3 separate regions of the Homo sapiens genome follow, and regions 1 and 3 are each linked to region 2. The links are chromatin loops, found by intact Hi-C in ENCODE. Cell type or tissue: heart right ventricle. All regions are shown on one strand.

Region 1 (8,000 bases), 110 kb after region 2:
AAAGAGACAACAGACATAAACCATACCCTAGAACAAATGGAGTTAACGGATATTTACAGAACATTCTACCCAGCAACTGCAGAATACACATTCTATTCATCAGCACATGAAATATTCTCCAAGATAGACCACAAGATAGGCCACAAAACGAGTCTCAACAAACTTAAGAAAATCAAAATTATATCAAGTATTCTCTCAGACCACAATGTAATAAAACTGGAAATCAACTCCAAAAGGAACCCTCAACACCATGCAAGTACATGGAAATTAAATAGTCTGCTCCTGAATGGTCATTGGGTCAACAATGAAATCAATATGGAAATGTAAAAATTCCTTGAGCTGAATGATAACAGTGACACAACCTATCAAAATCTCTGGGATACAGCAAAAGCGGTGCTAAGACGAAAGTTCATAGCTTTAAATGCCTACATCAAAAAGCCTGAAAGAGCTCAAATAGACAATCTAAGGTCACATCTCAGAGAACTAGAGAAACAAGAACAAACCAAACTGAAATCCAGCAGAAGAAAAGAAATAACAAAGATCAGAGCATAACTAAATAAAATTGATACAAACAAAAAAACCCAATACAAAAGATAAATGAAACAAAAATCTGGTTCTTTGAAAAAAAAATAAATAAACAAAATTGACAGACCACTAGCAAGATTAGAAGAGAAGAAGAAAAGAAGAGAGAAGATCCAAATAAACTCAATTAGAAGGGAAGCAAGAGATAGTACAACCAACACCACAGAAATACAAAAGATAACTCAAGGCTACTATGAACACCTTTACGTGCACAAACTAGAAAACCTAGAGGAGACGGATAAATTCCTGGAAATATACAACCCTTCTAGATTAAACCAGGAATAAATAAAAACTCTGAACAGATAACAGCAAGCAGCAATATTGAAATGGCAATTTAAAAATTGCCAATAAAAAGAAGTCCAGGACCAGATGGATTCACAGCTGAATTCCATCAGGCATTCAAGAAGAATTAGACGAATCTTATTGAAACTATTCCAAAAGACAGAGAAAAAGAGAATCCTCCCTAAATAATTCTATAAAGCCAGTAACACCCTAATACCAAACCCAGGAAAGGACATTAACAAAAAAAGAAAACTACAGACCAATATCTCTGATGAATACAGATGCAAAAATCCCCAACAAAATTCTAGGTTGTTACACAAGTAATTGCAGTTTCTGCCACTAACCTAATCCAACAGCATATCAAAAAGATAATCCACCTTCATCAAGTGAGTTTCATACCAGGGATGCGGGCATGGTTTAACATACGCAAGTCAATAAATGTGATATACCACATAAACAGAATCAAAGACAAAAATCACATGGTAATCTCAACAGACACAGAAAAAGCATCTGACAAAATCCAGCATCTCTTCATGATTAAAACCCTCAACAAAATTGGCATAAAATGGACATACCTTAAGGTAATAAAAGCCATCTATGACAAACCCACAACCAACATTATACCAAAAGTAGAAAAGTTGAATATATTCCCCTTGAAAACTGGAACAAGACAAGAATGCCCATTTCACCACTTCTATTCAACATAGTTCTGGAAGTCCTAGCCAAAGCAATCAGACAAGAGAAATAAGGGCATTCAAATCATTAAAGAGGAAGTCAAACTGTTGCTGTTTGCCAATATGATCATATACCTAGAAAACCATAAAGGTTCACCCAAAAAGCTCCTAGATCTAATAAATAAATTCAGTAAAGTTTCAGGATACAAAATCAATGTACACAAATCAGTAGCACTGCTATACACCAACTGCCGCCAAGCTGAGAATCACATCAAGAATTTAACCCCTTTTACAACAGCTGCAAAAAATAAAATAAAATACTTACGGATATACCTAACCAAGGACGTGAAAGACCTCTACAAGGAAAACTACAAAACACTGCTGAAAGGAATCACAGATGACACAAACAAATGGAAACACATCCCATGCTCATGGATGGGTAGAATCAATATTGTGAAAATGACCACACTGCCAAAAGCAATCTACAAATTCAGTGCAATTTAATACCATCATCATTCTTCACAGAACTAGAAAAAACAATCCTGAAATTCATATGGAACCAAAAAAGAGCCTGCATAGCCAAAACACAACTAAGCAAAAAGAACAAATCTAGAGGCATCACATTACCCAAATTCAAACTATACTAAAAGGATATAGTTACCAAAACAGCATGGTACTGGTATAAAAATAGGCACATAGACCAATAGAACAGAATAGAAAACCCAGAAATAAAGTCAAATACTTAACAGCCAACTGATCTTTGACAAAGCAAACAAAAAACATAACCTGGGGAAAGGACACCCTATTCAACAAATGGTGCTAGCATAACTGGCAAGCCACATGTAGAAGAATGAAACTGGATCCTCATCTCTCACCTTACACAAAAATCAACTCAAGATAGATGAAAGACTTAAATCTAAGACCTGAAACCATAAAAATTCTAGAAGATAACATCAGAAAAACCCTTCTAGACACTGGCTTAGGCAAAGACTTCATGGCCAAGACCCCAAAAGCAAATGCAACAAAAACAAAGATAAATAGATAGAATTTAATTAAACTAAAAAGCTTCTGCAGGCAAAAGAAATAATCAGCAAGGAAACAGACAACCCACACAGTGGGAGAAAATCTTCACAAACTATGCATCCAACAAAGGACTAATAGCCAGAATCTACAAGGAACTCAAACAAATCAGCAAGAAAAAAATAATTCCATCAAAAAGGCTAAGGACATGAATAGACAATTCTCAAAAGAAGATATACAAATATCCAACAAACATATGAGAAAATGCTCAACATCACTTATTATCAGGGAAATGCAAATCAAAACCACAATGCAATACTACCTTACTCCTGCAAGAATGGCTATAATTAAAAAGTCAAAAAATAATAGATGTTGGCATGGAAGAGGTGAAAAGGGAACACTTTTACACTGTTGGTGGGAATGTAAACTAGTACAACCATTATGGAAAACACTATGGAGATTCCTTAAAGAACTAAAAGTAGATCTACCATTTGATCCAGTAATCCCACTACTGGGTATCTACCCAGAGGAAAAGAAGTCATTATATGAAAAAGATACTTGCACATGCATATTTATAGCAACACAATTTGCAATTGCAAAAATATGGAACCAGCCCAAATGTCTATCAATCAATGAGTAGATAAAGAAAATGTGGTGTGTATATATATACACCATGGACTACTACTCATCCATAAAAAGGAACAAAATAATGGTATTCGCAGCAACCTGGAGGGAGCTGGAGACCATTATTCTAAGTGAAGTAACTCAGGAATGGAAAACCAGACATCATATGTTCTCACTTATAAGTAGGAGCTAAGCTATGAGGACACAAAGGTACAAGGATTATATAATGGACTTTGGGGACTTGGGGGGAAGGGTGGAAGGAGGGTGAAGAATAAAAGACTGCACATTGGGTACAGTGTACACTACTTGGGTGATAGGTGCACCAAAATCTTGGAAATCACCACTAGAGAGCTTATCCATGTAACCAAACACCACCTGTTCCCCCAAAAACCTACTGAAATAAAAAAAATCGTATGTACCCCATAAATATATACACCTATGTACCCACAATAATTTTTGAAAAACTACTAAAAAGTACACTTTATCTAAAAACTTGTTTCTAACCAAATTAGAAGCCATTTACTATTGAAAGCCTTTTATGGCTGAAATAACAATATTTTCCACATATATTGCATTTAGAGGTTTTGCATAATATCCTCATGACCCTGTTGTATTTTCCTCATCAATCAGTGAAGACCCTGAGGTTAAGAGAAGTTGAGTGAACTGCTCAAGATCACACAGCTAGTCAGTGGCAGGAGAACAGTAGAGTGAACTGTCCAAGATCACACAGCTAGTCAGTGTCAGAAGAGTAGAATGAACTGTCCAAGATCACACAGCTAGTCAGTGTCAGAACAATGGAATTAACTGCCCAATATCACACAGGAGTCAGTGGCAGGAGAACAGTGGGGTGAACTGCCCAAGATCACACAGCTAGTCAGTGTCAGAAGAGTAGAGTGAACTGTCCAAGATCACATAGCTAATCAGTGACAGAACAGTGGCATGAACTGCCAAAGATCATACAGGAGTCAGTGTCAGAATAACAATGGAGTGAACTGCTCAAGATCACACAGGAGTCAGTGGCAAGTCTCTGGATGGCTAATCTAGCTCTTTCTCCACTACTCCATCCTGCTTATTACATCCTACAGCACCTCCCTCAGTACTGACCACCCTATTACCAAGACTCTAAAAGTTAACACTGACATCTAATGGCAAGTTCAGATCCCTACAAACCATAGTCTAATGGACTTTTAATTCGCTGGCACTGAAGTTCTTTATAGACGAAAAAAATGAACTGAAGGGGGATGACTTCCCAATCAGGATACAGTCACCTTGGATTCCTACAGGATTAGGATCTTTTCACTTTGTAGGCTTTGCAGTCTAGTGAACGATAGGAGCTAGATAGGTAAGCACTAATATTGGCTATTTTGGGTATTTTTTTTTTTTTTTTACTACAATCACAAAATCTCAATGTCTTGGTGCTTCTAGCTGCCCATTTATAAACCGGAAACATATAATCTAGTTAGTGACCCAATGATAAAAGTGTAGCAGAGCACTGGCCTTTCCCGTCTCATAGCCACTTATTTAATTTGAAAATTCCTTCCCATCATATCTTAGTATCCTATTCCCTCTTCCCATAATTCTATCACTAAAATCTAACTACCCAACTCCCTCCAAGAATCAACATTGTTCTTATAATATTCTTTGCTTCCTATTTCACATTAGGCCTTCTTATTTACTCCCTTCAAACAACTAAGGATTTGAGAAAGAAAATAATTACTGCTTCACACGCTGGGATGAGGCTGAAGTAAAACTAATTCCATGAGAGGCTTAGCTTTAGTTTTGGTCCTAAATTTTATACAGATAAGTAGGGTACCACCAGGGAGCAGTGTGTTGCCTACTTTTAGCATGTACTTAAAGTAATTTTCAGCTTCACTTTTTTCGAGACTTGATTATCACTACAGAGTTACTACCAATTAAGGAATTTGGCACATCAGCAACATAGCAAAATATAACTGTGGAGTTAAATTATGATAATTCCTTTGGAGGACTTTGATGCCATTTAACATTAAGGAATAAGAGATATGGCTTTTCCTTCAATTAAACACCATAGGGATAACCAGCAAGAAGGACAAAGAGAATTCACAAAGCTCTTGAAAGTGTCATCTACCTTCACTGTGTTGCAAGATTGTTAATATCTATATAGCATAAGGACAATATCCTGTTATTTATTTCTATCCACCCAGCTTGTTGAATGACCTTGATCACATCACTTATTTCAGCCTCAGGTTCCCCCATCTGTAAAATGGGGAGAATGATATTATATTGGATAAGGGTATAATGAAATATGAAATTAATCAGTTACCCATAAAACATCCTGAGATCATGAAATAAGAGGCAGTATAGAAAAAAATTTTTTTAAAGGGTAATGTTATAAAATTCTGGTAAAAAGATTTATAAGACTAGAACTCACTGGAAAATTTTACCAAAGAAAAGAACTTATTTTTAAAGATCCTTTAAAATTATATTTACAGATGAACATTCAAGTCTGTTTATCCATGAAATAGGTACATCATATCCAGTAGCAGACTTACTTCACAATGCCTGTAACAGAAAGTTATTTTCTTTAAATTTGAAGAGGAAAAACTTGATAATTTAGCTTGAAACCAACTATTAATAATACTCATTCAAGAGGCATCAGTATATGGGAATAGTAAAGACAGGGAAAGACAAAGTACCCTGTCATTAATTCTATCCTCAGGTCCAAAGAGCTCTTGGACACCCCAGACCATCCGTACCTGTTGGGTGAGGAGGTTGATGTGGCTGGATGGAGAATACTGTCTCGCTGCCTGCTTCTCAGCTAGCCGCTGAAGTTCAGCTGTAACCATACTTTGGTTGTACCGTTTGCTATATAAAGAAGCATCTTCTCCCTCTTTTTGTGTTTTGGCTATTCCTGAATGATGCTTGTTTAGATAGCACGATCCTGCTAAAACGGAGAAAAGTTTTCACTCATTTAGGAAAAAAAGGCCTGAAAAAAATTAGGATAATGACAGAAATCTCAGGTCAACAGATACTTTACTGAACCCTAAGGATCTTTAATAATATAGGAGAAATAAACTATCTTCAAATGATCACAAAAATAAATGGTTACCATAACCTAGAAACTCTTCCTATTACCAAACTGCCACATGCATTATTTATTAATATGTTTTTGCTTATAATGAAAGCTTCACAAAGAAGAATTTTCATTATATGTAGTGGGGAATACCAATCCTATAATTTGCTAATCTTACTGAATAAAAAATACATATTTGAAACTCATTATAATTCTTGTTTTTCTTGTTATGTAACTGTACTTGTCAACAGTCTGTGGCATCCACTGTCAAATCATCCATAATACTTAGAAAGCTCAAAAGGGAAACAGGGATAAAAACAAAATCGAGTATACTCAGAAAAATAACAATAATCTTATATTTTCTTTTTTTTTTTATATTTTTAGTCAAAACATGTTTTCTTTTTTATTATTATTATACTTTAAGTTCTAGGGTACATGTGCACAACGTGCAGGTTTGTTACATATGTATACATGTGCCATGTTGGTGTGCTGCACCCATTAACTCGTCATTTACATTAGGTATATCTCCTAATGCTATCCCTCCCCCCTCCCCCCACCCCATGATAGGCCCCAGTGTGTGTATATTTTCAAATGACTGATTTCCCTTTCAGATTTAAATTTTCTTCTTTCAACTGTAATATCAGAGCATTCTATTATTTAAGCACTGAAATTCTGGCAAAAAGAAATTATTTAATATAAAATCAAGATTCAGCTGAGCACAGTGGCTCATGCTTATAGTCCCAGCTACTTGGGAGGCTGAGGCAGGAGGATTGCTTAAGCCCAGGAGTTCAAGGTTACAGTGAGCTATGATCATGCCACTGCACTCCAGCCTGTGTGACAGAAAGAGAACCTGTCTCTAAAAATAAAATAAAATAAAAATTCACATTTTTCCTGATTGTAAAAGTCACATCTCTTCAAAAAAAATCTTTAAACTCAGAAAAGTAGAAATAATATAACCTATTTCCTGTCTTTTTAAAATTAATGCTAATATAACAATGATCATTCTGCATATACAACTGATTTTCTGAATCTGTAACTTTTTCACGTTTACTATATTATTTAGTACATACAAAATATTTATAATAGCTGTATATGTAGTTATATGCATACTGTAATGAACACCTGTGAACTCACTACCCAACCCAGGAATTACATTATCAACAATATGTACTAACCTATGTGGTTGTTCCTCCCCATTCCTAATCTCCCCTTATCAAACATTCTTTTAAAAAAAAAAGTTTTATCAAATATATTTGTGTGTATATGCATATACAAACAAAATACCAGATAATTTTGCTCGTTTTTGAGATCTACAAAAATGGTATCCTAATATAGATATTTCCTGGGACTTGCTCTGTTATTCAACTCTACTCTTCCAAGATTAATCCTAGATAAATACAGCTGAAAGTCATTCATTTTCCTTGCTGTCTGGCATTCCATTTTATAAATACACCACAACTTATATTTCTATTCCCCTATCAATGGGTATTGTGGTTATTTCAAGCATATTGCCATTATAAACAACGCAGCCATAAACACCCTTGCATACATCTGCTGGCACACGTATAGAAAAGCTCCTCTTGTATATGCCCAGGAGTGGAATTGTTGGGTCACAAAGTATGTAAATTTTCAAGTTTATGTAGTAATACCAAAGTGGTATTTTTTTTTTTTTTTTTTTGAGACAGAGTCTTGCTCTGTCACCCAGGCTGAAGCGCAGTGGCGCGATCTTGGCTCACTGCAAGCTCCGCCTCCCAGGTTCACGCCAA
Region 2 (8,000 bases):
CCCATTTTATAATGGGGATAGAGGCTATGTTTTATTATAGCGAAGGCAAGTCCACACATTCAAGCTACTCCTCTCTGGTATCAACTAACTGCATAACCAGACTGGGCGCGGTGGCTCATGCCTGTAATCCTAGCACTTTGGGAGGCCAAGGTGGGCAAATCGCTTGAGGTCAGGAGTTCGAGGCCAGCCGGGCCAACATGGTGAAACACTGTCTCTACTAAAAATTAAAAAAAAAAATTAGCCATGCATGGTGGCGCATGCCGGTAATCCCAGCTACTCGGGAGGCGAAGGCTCGAGAGTTGTTTGGACCTGGGAGGCGGAAGTTGCAGTGAGCTGAGATCATGCCGCTGCACTCCAGTCTGGCTGGGTGACAGAGCGAGACTCTGACTCAAAAAAACAAAAACAAAAACAAAAGCAACCAACCACCCACCCCCCAACAACAAAAAAACCCTGCATTCAAGTTTTAAGAGAAGGGAGCCCCTTGACATCTATGGTGCAAACTGGAAATACCTGCATGTTCAAAAGACGAGAACAAAGAAGTATAAGAGACTACTGTTTTAGTTTTAGTAATGCTCTTCATTTTGAGGACTTAAGAGAATCTGAGTCTTTTTCTTTATAATCACAATTTGAAAGAATACAGGATAAAAATCAATACAAATCATGCCAACAGGGCAATACACTTCAAGTCATCATTCTCCAAGCCCTGCTATTATCTACCTACACTTTTTGGGACCTGGTTCAAACTCTACAGATCAGGTAAGCAGAGGTGTAAATATTTCCGTGTGGAAAGCTTGCTTTTTCCAAAGACAGGCGTGGCTTAGCATGTCATTTTCTTTCTTTAGAACTTTCAGGAGCAATTATGCCCTGAGGATATGAGGACAATAAAGCAAAGGTATGTGGCTATAAGATGTGTGGGTTCACAGGATGGATAACCACAGTGAACAGATCGATAACCTGGAGTGATATATATAAAGACAGAAAGAAGGGCAGCCTTATGCTGGTTACTTGCCCAGTTCAGGACTGCAAGAATAGACTAGATCGTCTTCTGTCCAAAGTGCATGGATATTACACAGGACCACACAACTCTGCAGCAAGATGTAGGAGTAGGCACAATTCTAACAATCCAGGCTGCCAGGCATTTTTTTCCAAGAGGTGTGTGTGCTTCTGTAATGTAAGTGTAATTTGAGAAAGGGGCCACTGTACTTCCCGTGTCTCTTTATAACAAAGTAGTAATTGTTAATAACTGAAGAATCATCACTCCTCTCTTGGGATTTTGCCAGTTCAGCAAGAAAAAAATATCAATTTTCAGATGTTATCTTCCTCCATAGCCTATCTCTTAATCCATTTTAGAAATGGAGTTCTCTGGTTTTCTTCAAGGCCAATGAACCCCTTTTGGATAGATTCTTAGAAGTACCCCTATTCTCTCCCCCAAACTAAAAGCCAGGCTGTCTTCTTCCTCACTTCCAACCAGGTTGTTCAGCTATACTTGGGTTTTGTTTCTGAATGTAGAAACAGTTACTAAATGAAATGCAAGAGGCCTCAGGACAGGAACGCATGCACTTCAATGGCTGACAGCCAGGTGATTCTGCCATGTAGAGGGATCCACATCCTTCTTGTGTGGCTACAGCCAGGTCAATGCCAGCAAAACACATACTGTTAAAACATCACTTGTGTAACACAGGCTACGGATGAAGTGCTATGCCCAGTTGCTTAGAACTGGGTGATGTAAACCTAATTCATGGTTCTTCCTGGTTCCTTGTATCGCAAGTTAAAGATATTTATCCTCTTAATGTTTGTTCTAAGAATGTACATGTTGGATACGGTATGTCAAAGTTGGTGTGGCCACAGGAGGAAAACAAAAACAAGGCTCCGAAGGAAGGTATCGTTTATTCTGACAGCTCCCAGAGAGGGGGTCACTGCACACTAAGCAGGGTCACAGTGAATGCACCAGTGTCAGTCTGGAGGCAGAAGACAGCAGTGGGGGGAAAAGCCTAGGTCAGAACCTTTGCTGGGGCTTCCATAGGAAAGGCAAGGCAGGGCAATTAAACAGCTTTGGATTGGCTGGATTGGCTAGTTTAGATAATTCCAGGGGGCTTCAGGGTATAGGGATGGTATCTAGTTGCCTGGTACCTGGCCCTGAGACGATTTTAGGGCAGGGGAAATTTTGGGTTGGTGTGTGAAAGTTTGATAAGGAGGTTGGGTGTAGATACTCAGGACTGGTTGGTTTGCATATAAAAGATGTGCTCATGGACAAGTTGTTACTACGTTTAGGAATTAACTAGCCCTGTGAAAGGCACTCTCTCGCCTGGGCCTGCAAGGATCCCAAATGCCAGGGCACTAAGAATACAGAAAATGGCCAGGTGTGGTGGTTCACGCCTGTAATACCAGCACTTTGGGAGGCCAAGGCAGGTGGATTGCTTGAGCTTAGGGGTTCGAGACCAGCCTGGGCAATATGGCAAAACCCCATCTCTACTAAAAATATGAAAAATTAGCTGTGCATTGTGGCACATGCCTGTAGTCACAGCTACTCAGGAGGCTGAGGTGGGAGGATCGCTTGATCCCAGGAGGCGGAGGTTGCAGTGAGCCGTGATCACACCACTGCACTCCAGCTTGTGCAACAGAGCAAGACCCTGTCTAAAAAAATATATATATACATACAGAAAATAAGAAAATATAGTTAATATAATTAGCCCTCTGATGAACAGACAAATACAGAATCTAAGAAAACAAAGAACAATGTAGGTATTTAAATATGACACTTGCCCTGGGCAGCATACAGGGGTCATACACAGGCTTTGCTCCTAATATCCTTCAGCACAGCTCCCTCCACTCTGATAAGGACAACTGACGTTTTTCTCAGTTTTATAAAACATGTAATGCAAACACAACTCAAATTCTCTAACCTGACTGCCTCTCTAAACCCACATATGAAGAGGTTCTAGGACTGTCATGGCCGGTGATGACATTCGTTCGTGATTATGGTTGAAGGGACCTCTGCTGCCTGCACTGCATTTGCAATAAAAAGAAAGCATGCTTCAGGTGAGGGCTGAGGCCTGTGGGGTTCTGCCTCCTCACTTTGTAAACAACCTAATTCTTCTGCTCAAGAGATGCAGCCCACTGCCATCGGCCACATGCCAGGCTGGTGGGCCTGACTCTGCAGCTTCCCAGCAGTGACAGTCGTGTCATAGGAGCTGGACTTCTGAGACCCTCTGATCCACTCTGTCCTCTTTGTCCATACACACATGCTGTCTCATCGCCTCAGCTAATCACAAAGCACAGCATCAGTCATCCCTCGCTTATACACAGCTCAGGCTCAGCATGGCTGTATCTGCAACAGAGATCAAAATGTTGAGAAATGGGCTCTTTCCCAAGGCTTCTTTTGCTGATGGTCCCATTTTGCCATGTAATGTTCAGGGTGGATTGTAAAGGATACTAATGAATGAGGTTCAAGGAAAGTGATATTATAACTGTGGCAGGTCCAAGTATCACAGTCCTAGAAGCAGATGGACATGAGTACTTCTTGGCAGGCCATCAGTTTAGTTTGGAGCTTGGTGTCACATTTGTTCTTCTGGCTGCCAGTCTCCTAAGGGAAATACTGACCTTCTTGCTTTAGTCTTCTATATTTTATTAGTTGTTCATCATTGGACAGGCTGCTTAGTATCAGAATTAAAGGGCCATTGGCTAAGAATTACCAAAAGAACTCTGGTTGTTTTCAGTTTCTCCAGTAAATTTTGGTATATGACCAAGCCATGGATTTGGTGTTCCCTTCTCTCTTCTCATTCCTTTCTGGGAAGAGTTTAGATGGGCTAGGGAAAGATATTTGAAGCTTGCTGATCCAATGTAAATGAATCCTGTGGTGGGTAAATAATTTTCCTCTCTCTTTTGCACTCCTGGGGTATTCTGATGAATAACGTTTCTCAAATAAGTTTATAAATATTCCCCCAGAGGTAAGAAGAGTATTAGCCTCATGGCAGGTGTGCCGTTAATGCATCAGTGTGTAGGGCAGAACAAAGAGGAAAGGAATTATCAAAGCCTTGAAGTTTCGCAGAATTTTCTGGAAAATTTTGAAGGCCATGGCTGGGAACAAAATACTGACGGCAGTGCTGGTGAAGTGTGGAAACAGCTTCACAAAATCAAGTTAGACCATGCCTTCGGTGTATGAGCTTTTTTTGGTTGGATGGAGGATGAGGTTTACAGTTTGTTTTGCTGCTAATTATAGCATATGTTTATTTAAGTAACTCAGCAAAAACACAATTCATCAACCTCACCAAAATTTGAAAAAAAATTTGTTCCCTCCCTGCCTCCCATAATCTGAAAGTCCAGTTTATAAATTCTAGTCTAAAAGCCTTAATAATAAATATCCATTCTCTTTTGCAACTACTGCAACTTTACCTTCAAATATCATGTTTTCCCATATATTATGTTATACTTTGTGATAACTCAATTATGGTTTTAGTTTCTTTATTTGAATTGTCTTAAAATCCTCGTATTTTTAAACAAAAGCCTCTAGTAATAGTAGAGAAAGTTCTTACTGCCACAGCGCCACCTACTGGTAGACCATTATAGGAGCAAACTATTTGGAGCTCAACTTTGACCCAGTTTGGGAGCATCCTTCTAAGTTTTGGTTTATAAAGCCCCAACTTCACTGTCATTTTGAGAAGCTAGAACTTCTTTTGGTAGCCACTAAGTCTCTTGCTGTAGTATAAAGTCAGCAAGTGAAAATGATAAAAATATGCTCTTATTCTTACCGTTACCTTAAATTGGCCCTGACTTCACCGACTTTGATTTTCTCTGTCCTATAACTGTAGCAAGGGCTTCAGATTGTGTGGGCAAGGGTTTGGATGTGGCGAAAATAACTTGGGGAGTATCCAAAGATCCTGAAAAATGGAAAAAAGTATCTCTACTTAACACTACATTTGATTTTGGCCCAAAGGACACAAGGTAAAATCTGAAACTAGGTTAAGGGGATCACCGTTCCCCCAGATAACGCCACCCCACTTCCTGTCAAATTCCAATTCACAGTCTCTCTTTTGCTTTTGAACAGCGTAAAAGTGGGTGATCAACCCAAATTCTTACCCCTCTGGCTCTGGAAAGAAAATCTGGGGAGCAATCAGGGGTTTTATGTGACTGTACTCCAGATCCACCCAGGAGCTCCAAAAACTATACAACACGTGGTGAAAAGAGTAAGAATCTGATCATGAAAATAGGCCATTCTGTTGAGAGCTGCCAGGCAAGTAATTTTGCTTGAAAGTTAAAGTGACATCTAGATCCTTAGGGTTTTGGCTCCACAGGGTTTACTATATAGTAATGTTCCTTTCTCTTGTTGTCTCAGGGACCCAACGAAGTGGGCAGTCAGAGTCACACTGATGTGCTGTTGCCCCATCCCCATCCAAAAAGCACAAAGCTATAGTACATTTTACTAGGGCCAGAAACAACGAACATTTAATAAGGACACTGCTCACTGCTTGCACATGAAATCCATCATTGATTTTCTAAAGGTGGTAAGGTCCCTTCCACCAATTGCAGACTACTAAGAGCTTAAAAATAAAAGGAGGGAGAGGTTGGGCTCCAGAACAGGAAAGGCTTAGGCAGAAGCTAAGGGGCAGGGATGAGGGCAGCTGCTGCGGCTTCAGACTCCTACAGTAATGGTAGTTTACATTATCAAATCAGCATGAGAGAAATGTCAGTTATCTAATCTGTTGCTCTCTGCTATTTTAGTTTACCATCACCACCTCAGAACTCAAGAAGAACACCACAGTTATAAAGAAGGAAGGCCAACGACTTTGGCTTTGGGCCAAGAGCTCTCACTCCAGCTTCCTTCTCAAGTTTCCAAATTTGCTGACTCTAAAACTTCCCTTCCACAGCAAACTACTAATATAAAGCCTGAGGTTGGTAAGTCAAGGAAAAACCACATTCATGGAGTACTCCAGGTACTCTGCTAAGAGCTTTCAATTCACTATCTCATTTAATGTTCATAATACCAAGAATGCCATTAAGCCACCATCTATAGGAAAGGACTCTGAGTTGTTTTTCAACAGTGCCCTGGGACGAATCACTATCTCATTCAGACTGCGAGAGAACAGTCACACAGCCGAAAGCCTGGCAGGCAAGACTTACAGGAAGAATTAAGGAACTAGAAAACAGACTTCTGCTATAGTCTTGGACTCAATATCATGTTTAACGGATTGAATTAACTGGACCAGATGGGCTAAATACCTTTCAAAGATGGTTTAGGGATTCCTACATAGGCACACGCTTCCCAGGTCTCAGGGAGAGGTGTAAACTTTTAGACTTATTATGAGAGTTGTTCTTCTTTCTTGTGGGTTTACAGAAAAATGTTGCTACTAGGAACCTAATCTCCTTTTTGTAGGATATCCTTCTGAACCCCTAGGATAGAACTGCTTTAAATCTACTTGTAATACAGAAAGCAAATGATTTTCAGTTCAAATGTTGGTGTGCCTGGCAGTTACTTACTAGTTGTACAAATAACTGTAACAGATTTAGTTACTAATGCTGTGAAGGTAAAATGTTCATTGGGAAGTATAGAAAATGCCTGAAGCTTACTATATCATGCACCTCAGTGTTTCTTTAACTAACGATCAGGAACACCAGAAAAATCAGAGTAGAAACAAATTCGAAAAGTTCAGAGGCCCAGAGCCTATTGGTGACAAAAGCAGTAAGTAATAAACTACCTAAACAATGAAGAAGAATGATCTGCTTGTTACCATAAAGTAGAATTAGCAGGGAAAGGTCACTATGAGAAGCCAGGAAGAAATACAACTTCTTCTTCTTGCTCTGTGGTTTCATACTGACACCAAGTTCAGTATGAGTGCCACAAAATCTTCTAAATAACGTTACCAAGAGTCAGTAAACAGTAATTCACGGTCAAGATGCTGCAAGTATGACCCACCTGACCACCCAAGTTTCCAACTGGCTCAGCTGGAGTGCATGCAAAGTTCAATTCAACACTTAATTTATCAATCAGACACGCAAATGAAGTATAGTCAGGGAACTCCTTGGGTTTGTGAACTTCTCCAGCAGAAGCAAACTTGAAGAGCCAAAGGGGTTCTCATAGGGTATCTCACAGAAATCCTTCACACTTGGCCATGATTCCCTTGTGCCATTACTTCGCAGTTCATAACAATCCCAGGTGAAGGTTTACTTTCTTAAAAATATAGTTAACTACCATGTTCTAGTAATTCTTTTTTTCTTTCCTTTTTTTTTTTTTTGGAGGAGTGAGGTGAATAGATACCCATCAAGTATTTCTTGAATTCAGGTTCTAAAATGTTCAGTGGAGAACACATCCTTATACTCCTATCATACTTCCATGGATCAGTGTGGCTGGGAACTGGGGCATGAGCAGGGAGTGGAAAGAGAAAAGGTTATGAGGTAGTAGTGGCCCGGGTGTAGTTACAGTAGTTATAGCGCCTTCCCTATATATTGCTTCATTTAATCCTTACTATAAGCCTTATGAGATACATATAATTATCCCCAGGATGTAGTCAAGTAACTGGCTTTTTTTTTTTTTTTTAAATTAGAGGTAGGGTCTTGCCCTGTCACCCAGGCCAGAGTACAGTGGCAGGATCACAACTCACTGCAGCCTTGAATTCCTGGGCTCAAGTGATCCTCCCACCTCAGCCTCTTGAGTAGCTAGGACTAGCGGCATGTCACACCACACCTGGCTAATTAAAAACTTTTTTTTTTTGTAGAGATAGGGTCTCACTTTGTTGCCCAGGCTGGTCTCAAGAGATCCTCCTGCCTCGTCTTTCCAAAGCATTGCGATTATAGGCATGAGCCACTGTACCTGGCCTGAGCTTCTCAGAGATCTTGTAATCATTTTAAGGTGTATTATGTCAATCCCTGACCCCTAGCCACCCAGCCCCCTCCTGCTTAAAACTCCTCGATGGCTCCTTATTGCTGTCAGGGCAATGACCAAGTTCCCTACATGGCTCATAAAATGGCCCTACTACCTCACAACCTTTTCCCCTTCCACTCCCTGC
Region 3 (8,000 bases), 480 kb before region 2:
CCTGCCTCACCTGTTCAACCATGTGCTGCTGTGGCCTCATTTCCTCAAAGGGCCTGGGGCACAATCCTCTCATGGCCTGGAGGCTTCAGCATACCTCTCCATCAGCGCCTTTCCCCTTGGAAAATTCATGGTTTTTACTTCCCGCACTTAGCTCCTCAAGTTAAACCCTACGCACAGGGGTCCTGTAGGGAAAGGACATGAACCTTATGCTCTAGAAATAAAACTTACATTCCTCTACCTGGCACGTCATCTGTTTCCGTAGAATTTGGATAGGGGCATCACTGGAGCAATGAGAAGAAATACTAAAAAGAACTAATATTTATTGAGCACCTACTGTGTACTAGTTTCTGCTATAAGTACCTTATATTTATCTTTTTTTGTTTGTTTGTTTTTGTTTTTTTGAGACTGAGTCTTGCTTTATTTTCCAGGCTGGAGTGCAGTGGCGCAATCTTGGCTCATTGCAATCTCCACCTCCTGGGTTCAAGTGATCCTCCTGCCTCAGCCTCCCAAGGAGGTGGGATTACAGGTGCCCACCACCACGCCTGGCTGATTTTTGTATTTTTAATAGAGATGGGGTTTCACCATGTTGGCCAGGCTGGTCTCAAACTGCTGACCTCAAATGATCTGCCCACCTCAGCCTCCCAAAGTGCTGGGATTACAGGCGTGAGCCACCGCACTCAGCCATGTTTATCAACTTTTAATCTTTACAGCAATCTAACGTGGAAGATCACAGCAGAAGAGGAATCTGAGATACAGAGAGATTGAGTCATTTATCTGGGGTCACAGAGCTGGGATGTGACGGAGCCAGTGCAGTGGTGTGGTAATAAATGTTTAATGGCCAGCTGGGGGACGGCGGATCTGTAGCATTTGCCAATTTCCGTGGTGTAAATACTCCCATCATGGCTGTTCTCAAACTACCAGTGTGTCATCATGGAATGCAGGCTTGGGAAGAGACAGGCAGCAGCTCAGCATCGCATGGTTTTTCCACCATACATTAGGTGTAAATTGATGGCAAGAACGTAAAGTGAAATGTACTAAGATATGAGGAAGTGAGGAGTGGTATCTATTACCTTTGTTTTTAATACAATGTATTTAATTATAAGTTTATACCATTTAATTTTTAATAATGATTGTGTTTGACCATCAGCCCACAAAACTGCTGAATATTTAACAGTGAGCTCTCCTGAGCTGGTTTGAGCTGGTTCCAGCACACCATTGGGACCAGGATTTCAATTCAGTTAGTCTGGAGCTAGGGTTTTCCCTCTTAACCCCAACACTGCATTGCCTCCCAGAAGGATATAATGCTCCCCAAGCCAGAGCTGCCTCCATGGCTCAACCAGGGCAAAAATGTGGCAGAACCAGTGCTCTCCTGGTTACCTCTTCCCAGGCCCTTCTTTCTGCCTCTTTTCCCCCAAGGGCTCCCCTTTAACTACTTCCAATCCCCTCAGGTTAGCTCAACCAACATTTATTAAACACCCACTCTGTGTCACTGGGGACACAGAGATGACCTTGGACTCTAGGACCTCATGATCTAGGAGAAAAAATAAGCAAATATTCAAATCCAACAGATTGTAAACCAGTCAGGGGCATGAGACAGAGAACAGCTGCAAGGAGAAAGACTAATTCCCCCAGGGAGAAGTCAGGGATGCCTCCACACAGAGGGGGATACCTGAGCAGGGTTTTAAAGGATAAATAGAAGTTTGCTAAGCAGACCAGGGTTGGGGGAAGCAATACAAGAATGACTAGATCTGAGGTGTATACATAGGTAAAAGTTTTCCAGATGTAGGAGGGGACTCAACAATGAAGAGCAGGAGGGAAGAACTGAAGATACGCTCCATATCTTGGCTTGGTGGGGGGTGCCTGCCTAAAGAGACATGAGGATAAGCAGGTTTAGAGTGTGATGCTGTCTTTGATTTTGCACGTGCTGCTGTGTGGTGCCTGCGGGAATCCAAGACGGGCACCAAGGTAGGGCACTGAGACTCAGACTTGGGAGCTGTTGGAGAATGGGCGATAAGAGAATGATGGGAAGGCAAGGAACAGGAGAAAATGCAAGCTGAGAAGAGGGAAGTCGGCTTCAAAATATGTTTATGATAGACTCTAGGAGAGGCATGGAGGGGGTCAAACCACTGAGTGGCCTCCAGAGGCTGGGCATGGGCCCTTGGACGATGATGTCAGGAAGACCAAAAGTTCCTTCCTACAGCTTTCTCCTGTGCCGAGGACAAGGATGGAAGCTGACCTGGGGGATGAGAGGTCTGACTCTGTGCAGCAATTCTTCCACCTTATTTTTTTCAGAACCAAGACATGGGTCTTGGTCTTTTCCCCCTCCACCACCACCTTAAACTTTGCCCAAGTGTTAGATCTACACAAGGTGTTCTGAAGGCAGGAGTTAGAAAGCTGAAATTCTAGGCCGGGTGCAGTGGCTCACGCCTGTAATCCCAGCACTTTGGGAGGCTGAGGCAGATGGATCACGAGGTCAGGAGATCAGAACCATCCTGGCTAACAGGATGAACAGTGAAGCCCCTTCTCTACTAAAAATACAAAAAATTAGCCAGGCATGGTGGCAGGCGCCTATAGTCCCAGCTACTTGGGAGGCCGAGGCAGGAGAACGGCGTGAACCTGGGAGGCAGAGCGCGCAGTGAGCCGAGATTGCGCCACTGCACTCCAGCCTGGGCCACAGAGTGAGACTCCATCTCAAAAAAAAAAAAAAAAAAAAAGAATGAAAGAAAGCTGAAATTCTAGATGCAATGAGCGACACATAACATCGGGGTGAGGAGTGCAGGCACACACCCAGACAGCCTCTGTGCAAATCCCAGCTTTGTCAGCTGTGTGACCTTGGGCAAATGACTTAACGTCTCTGTACCTCAGTTTCTTTACCTGTGAAATGGGGGATGATAATAATACCTACTTCCTAGGATTGTTGTGAGGAAGTGATGATTTCATACATGAAATATTCTTAGGACAAAGCCTGACACACAGTAAATGCTCAATAAATGTCAATTACTACAACTATTACTATTACAATCGCCCATCTCTGGCCTTACACTTTATATTTAGCTCTCCTATCCCCCCTCAGACACTTTTCTTACATCAAATCCTAAAATGATTCCCCAGAGAATTAGGTGGCTTGGAGAAGAGCATCTGAACACCAGTATCTGGCTCTGAAAATGGTGCTGGCTGCACGGCTTCTGCATATTCAGCAGCTGGAGGTCATTCCTCAAACTGAATCAGACCTGAGCACTTTCCAGCCCGTCTGGAGGTCAGGCAAGCCACGGAGGCAGTGAGTGTGTGGTGTGTAGGTGTGCATGCATGCATGGTGGGGCTTGGGAGGAATACCACACTACAAGGCAGCTGCAGTGCTAAATTGCATGGAGCAGGGCTCGGAAAGGTGAAAACCAGAGCTGCTTTCTAAAGCCAGGGTCCTGAGCTCACCCCTGAGCTTCTGAAGGCTCACCCCCTGGGATTCTCCATACACCCCACCAAGGGAAGGCTCTGTTGCAGAACTGTCACCCATGGGGTGCAGTGCCAGTGAGTGCCTGTAGGGGGCTCTAGAGCTCTTCCATTCCCCGTACCCGGGGCTGTGAGGGCATCAGGCTTAAAACAATGGTTGTGTTTACCAAGGCTGTGCGACTGTGCTGTTCTGAGAGGTGAATGAGGGGAAGCTGGGGTCCGCTGGTACCCTGTTGGCGAGACCCGGTTCATCCATGCTCTCAACTAGCTCTGCTTCAGGTTTGGAGTCCTAACCCTCCCTGATCCACCACCTAACACTGATTTGGGCTGCTTCCCCTCAGCCTCCTGGGAGACCCTCACAAGGGTCAGCCTCCTGTCCTTGTGTGGGGAGGTAGGGAGAGCTGCTGCTTTGGCCTCCAGGGTGGGGCAAGGGTAACTTCCAGTTTCTGGGGTCTCAGGTTCTGGCAGTCCAGCACCCCAACCCGTTTGTCAGGGAAACATCAGGCACAGACAGGTTCCCAAAAAGACTTGACTTACCCTGTTCCTCCCTAAGGCAAAATTCAGTAGCCCTGGGTGCTGTTAGGAGACCTCATTCAGCAGATTTATTTACTTAATTGTAACTCTATCAATATATCTGGTCGAGGGAACTTACCCACTGCCATATCTAAGGGCACGGCCAGCCTAACACATTCATATTGGTAAAATGTTAAAGATGGTCATTTGGAGGCAGAGGCAGGCAGATCACCTGAAGTCAGGAGTTTGAGACCAACCTGGCCAACATGGTGAAACCCCGTCTCTACTAAAAATACAAAATAATTAGTACCCAGGTGTGGTGGCACACACCTGTAGTCCCAGCTACTCAGGAGGCTGAGGCAGGAGAATCGCTTGAACCCGGGAGGCAGAGGTTACAGTGAGCCGAGATCGTGTCACTGCACTCCAGACTGGGTGACAGAGTGAGACTCTGTCGCAAAAAAAAAAAAAAAAAAAATTAAAAAACCGAACCTAGAATTAATCTTTCGGGCTTGGTCAAAAGCAGAAAAAAAATAAGAGCAATGTGTTTCTTATCAGACTATTTTAAGAAAAACAGTCATGGGTAGATAGGGTTGCCAGATTTAACAAGCATTGCATAGGATTTACTTATACAAAAAAAGATACTCACATTTATGTAAAATTCACATTTAACTGGGTATCCTGTATTTTACTGGACAGCCCTACTGAAAATATAGGGATTCGTTCAGAGGAAAATTTCCTATTCATCCTCTCCATCCCAAACTGTAATTCCTTCTTTAATCCCCTTGTGTTACATATTGACACGCGAGCCATATTGATCACATTAAACAAAGTAGTCAGTTCAAGCACCCCAGTCTCACTGTAGGGAAGACTATAATTGTGAGATTATGTCAAAGGAATAAAAAGTAATGCCCCAAAGATAACATCAAAAAATTAATAACACTGGACATTTAATGCACACCTACTATATGCCTGGTGCTTGTCCTCTGACTAAATCTTCAAAACAACCCTGGGAGGTAGATACTATTAGTGGAAACTGAAAAGAGAATCTACACATCTAATTTCTGTAGTTCTGGGAAAAGCATGTAAATTTCTGGTCAATTACTTCCTGAGAAAGAAAGGGGAGGGAAACCAAGAAGGACTCCATCCCATCAACAAATGGGCTTATTCATAATGCAAAGGCCAGGTCAGTTGCTATTTGGTTATATGCCACTTACACAGGAAACTGTCTTAATTTCAGTGAATTATCACTGGCTTGGAGTACGGGATGGTGGGAGAGCAGTGGGTAGGAACCCCGTAACAGTCAGCAGTAAGCTGGCCTTAACAACTGAGGAAGATGTGTTATACTCAGGATAATCAACAGCTCATTTGCCATGAATAAAGGCATCGCTCAAGCCACCCCCAAACACTCGGTGACAGTGACACACAGATTCCAAATGTTCTCTGTAAGAAAAAACACCCTTTCTCCTAATCCTTCTTAAACTCAACAAGACTGATTGGTTTTTATTATTCATGAATTAATTTTTTACTCAGGGTCCAACAAGGGAATTGAAGATATAAAATTTCTCACCGATTGAGGGGGAAAGCAGATCTCAACCTAAGCAGCACAGCCAGAGTCTTGCTTGCATTCCTTGGGGGTGGAATGATTTGTTTGTAAAATCAGTTAATAATCAATTAATAATCCAAAGCTTTGAGGTTTGGTTGTTTTTTTTTTTTTTTCCTGAGGAAAAGAAACTATGAGTAAGAACATGAATAAGAATATTGAGATGGAAAAAAAATACAGACAGCTATGGGACCCTGGAATATTAGGTGAAGCAGAGCTGCTTCTTCGTTCCACGATACATATACAAAAAAGGAAATGAGAGAGGAAATAACAGAAGCATTGATGGATTCTAAAGTAACGCACAGATGAGCATGGTCTGTAGGTGAGCAGGCTTCAGGTCTGGGAGTCGCCATGAAGCATCACAAGAAGGGACATGGAAATTCAGAGAGGTCAGTTCCCTGATGACCTCCCTCTAATCACCTCCATAGTGCAGGTTGAGGTACTCAGGAGCAGGGACAACGGCCTCATAGAAGCCAAATGGCCAAGAAGGCGATCAAGGGTGGAGAGATGACTTTGCCTCTCTCTTCACACAGTTCTTCTCCCAGATATTCACATGCGCCAAGTCATAACCCCCCCTTGTCCTCTCTGTGCCTTTGGTCTGCAAACCTGTCATGAGAATGCAGCCAGAGGAACCAAGGAGCAAGGGGAAACTGGGAGGCAGAGCATGGCACGGGGCATAGAAGCCGGCAGTAGTGGGGTCAAACTTGGCACAGCATCACTTACAAGAAACACTTCTCCCATCTTCGTTCAAAGGCAAAGCACCCAGCTTTTCTCAGGGGGGCCAGGTGGTTAACACCGTATTCTCCTCTACCTGCCTGTTCGTATTCAGAGACCAGGCAGTTTTTGCTCCTGGGTGAATTCAGACACGCAAACCTGCAGCCTTTGCATGTTTATGTTTGCACGAAGATATTTATGTTTGGGAGCAAGAAACGGTCACCCTCATCCAGCTACTATGAGAAAAATGGTTACGAGAATTGCTTTGCGCTTTTTGGGAAGAAAAAGGTACAAGCTGTGATTACTGTAATCACAATTATTATAACCATCACATTAAAATTGCTACTATTTCTGTAAAAGCAGTGTTCTTTCTGCCAAAGCTTGTTAGCTTGACTGCTTAGGTAGACAATGTCAACAAACCCAAGAGACAAATGACAAAGAGTGAAGCTAAAAGTAAGAGGATAAATACTGCGCTCTGCATGCTGAAGTCCTGTTTCACCATCAAAAGGAAATGTTTTCTGCTGATCGATTAGGAAGACAAAAACAAAAGCATACAACAGCTCATTTACTGTGCATCACCAAGATCCCAAACTAGGGTTCCAAGCATAGGCGGTGAGATGAGGGGAGGGATTTAAAAATTGGTTTTGCATAAAGTTTAGTGCTTCTTCATATCCTCACCCATACCTGCAGCCCCTATCACCACGCGCCTCAGATAACAAACAGACCACCTGAAATTTGTCTGTAAACAGCAGGTCTACACCCTTCTTGTTTTTTTCACCAAAACGTGAGCCAGCCAGCGGCCATGAATAAAGGTATTGATGGCTGAATCAGAACAGGGGGGCCAATTATAGGCATTCTGCTTTGGGACTTTACCCAACTAATCATGCTCAGCACCTCTGAACAGCTCAGCCAGCCATACAGACACACACACACTCACACTCAGGCAGACCACACACCTACACTCCTTCCTCCAAAACAGTCAAGGAGGGACAAAAGGACAAGGGCAAACTACAGCAAGCTGGAATAAAAATAGAGGGGAAAAAATGAAGACAAAGGAAAATGCTAAATTGTAAAACACGAGAGAAATCTCATCTAAAAGATCACGCTTCTTCACCCCTTCCATCCTCTCCTATAGCATTTCCTTACACCTGTATTTCCTTGTTCTTTGCCCTTCAGAAACCAAGAACACATCAAAAGGCCAATGATTCTCAAAGACCCTTTATCAGGCATCATTTTTAAAGCATAAGCCAGATGAAAATGCCAAAAAAAAAACCAATAAAAATTTCAAAATGAATTAACAAAAAGAATAAAACATAAAAACTAATTTATGAACTCAAGCCAATTCAAGCCATTAAAAATAAAAGAACCAAGTTAAAACCACATTTGGTATTTGGGGTTTTTAAACTCATCGTTTCCTTGATAGAAAAGATTGAATTCAATTTGACACTTCACATTCGTACAGTTTTAAATGCAGGATTTTGGTAAACACCAATGGTCAGGCACAAGGCTGACTGCCCCTATAATTGGTAGGAGAGGTCTCTGATACGATTTTAAATAAAAATTGATCACATTTGAAATCAGAAGATAAAAACAAAGGCTTGTTGGAGTTTGTTTAACTGCCTTCTGACCTCTGAATGAAATGACATTGAGAAATATAATAAAATTTTCCAGAAAACCATTCCCTGAAAAGGTTCAGTCCCGGGGATGCTGAATGACAATATTGAAT

The links. A loop is a pair of places that touch in the nucleus more often than their neighbours do. Peaks named below come from ENCODE experiments on the same cell type or tissue, not always from the same donor. Only the 100,000 strongest peaks of a DNase experiment are listed, where the experiment ranks them.
Region 1: a loop joins it to region 2, with 2.5 times the contacts of the local background. A loop is called at or near these places in 19 of 110 quality-filtered maps.
Region 3: it touches region 2 in a loop (4-fold over the local background); 11 of 110 quality-filtered maps call a loop at or near these places.

What each region holds. Positions count from the first base shown.
Region 1 is chr14:75,791,018-75,799,017 of GRCh38, reverse strand. TTLL5 (tubulin tyrosine ligase like 5) reads right to left here. Exons shown (of 32, transcript NM_015072.5): 27 at 5,918-6,102. Among named protein-coding and RNA genes, the nearest start is that of TTLL5, 130 kb to the right of the region's middle. In heart right ventricle, CTCF peaks have their summits at 4,108, 4,311 (motif pointing left) and 5,012 (motif pointing right); no DNase peak of the experiment used is centred here; H3K27ac peaks cover 1,216 bases.
Region 2 is chr14:75,903,432-75,911,431 of GRCh38, reverse strand. The region is part of intron 31 of TTLL5 (tubulin tyrosine ligase like 5); the gene reads right to left. Among named protein-coding and RNA genes, the nearest start is that of TGFB3, 75 kb to the left of the region's middle. In heart right ventricle, CTCF peaks have their summits at 4,349 and 4,556 (motif pointing left); DNase peaks (open chromatin) are centred at 4,541 and 5,771; H3K27ac peaks cover 1,893 bases.
Region 3 is chr14:76,382,890-76,390,889 of GRCh38, reverse strand. All of the region lies in intron 1 of ESRRB (estrogen related receptor beta), which reads right to left. Among named protein-coding and RNA genes, the nearest start is that of ESRRB, 11 kb to the right of the region's middle. RefSeq lists a silencer at 3,590-3,689 and an enhancer at 3,889-4,389. In heart right ventricle, CTCF peaks have their summits at 3,304 and 3,529 (motif pointing right); a DNase peak (open chromatin) is centred at 3,549; H3K27me3 peaks cover 1,735 bases.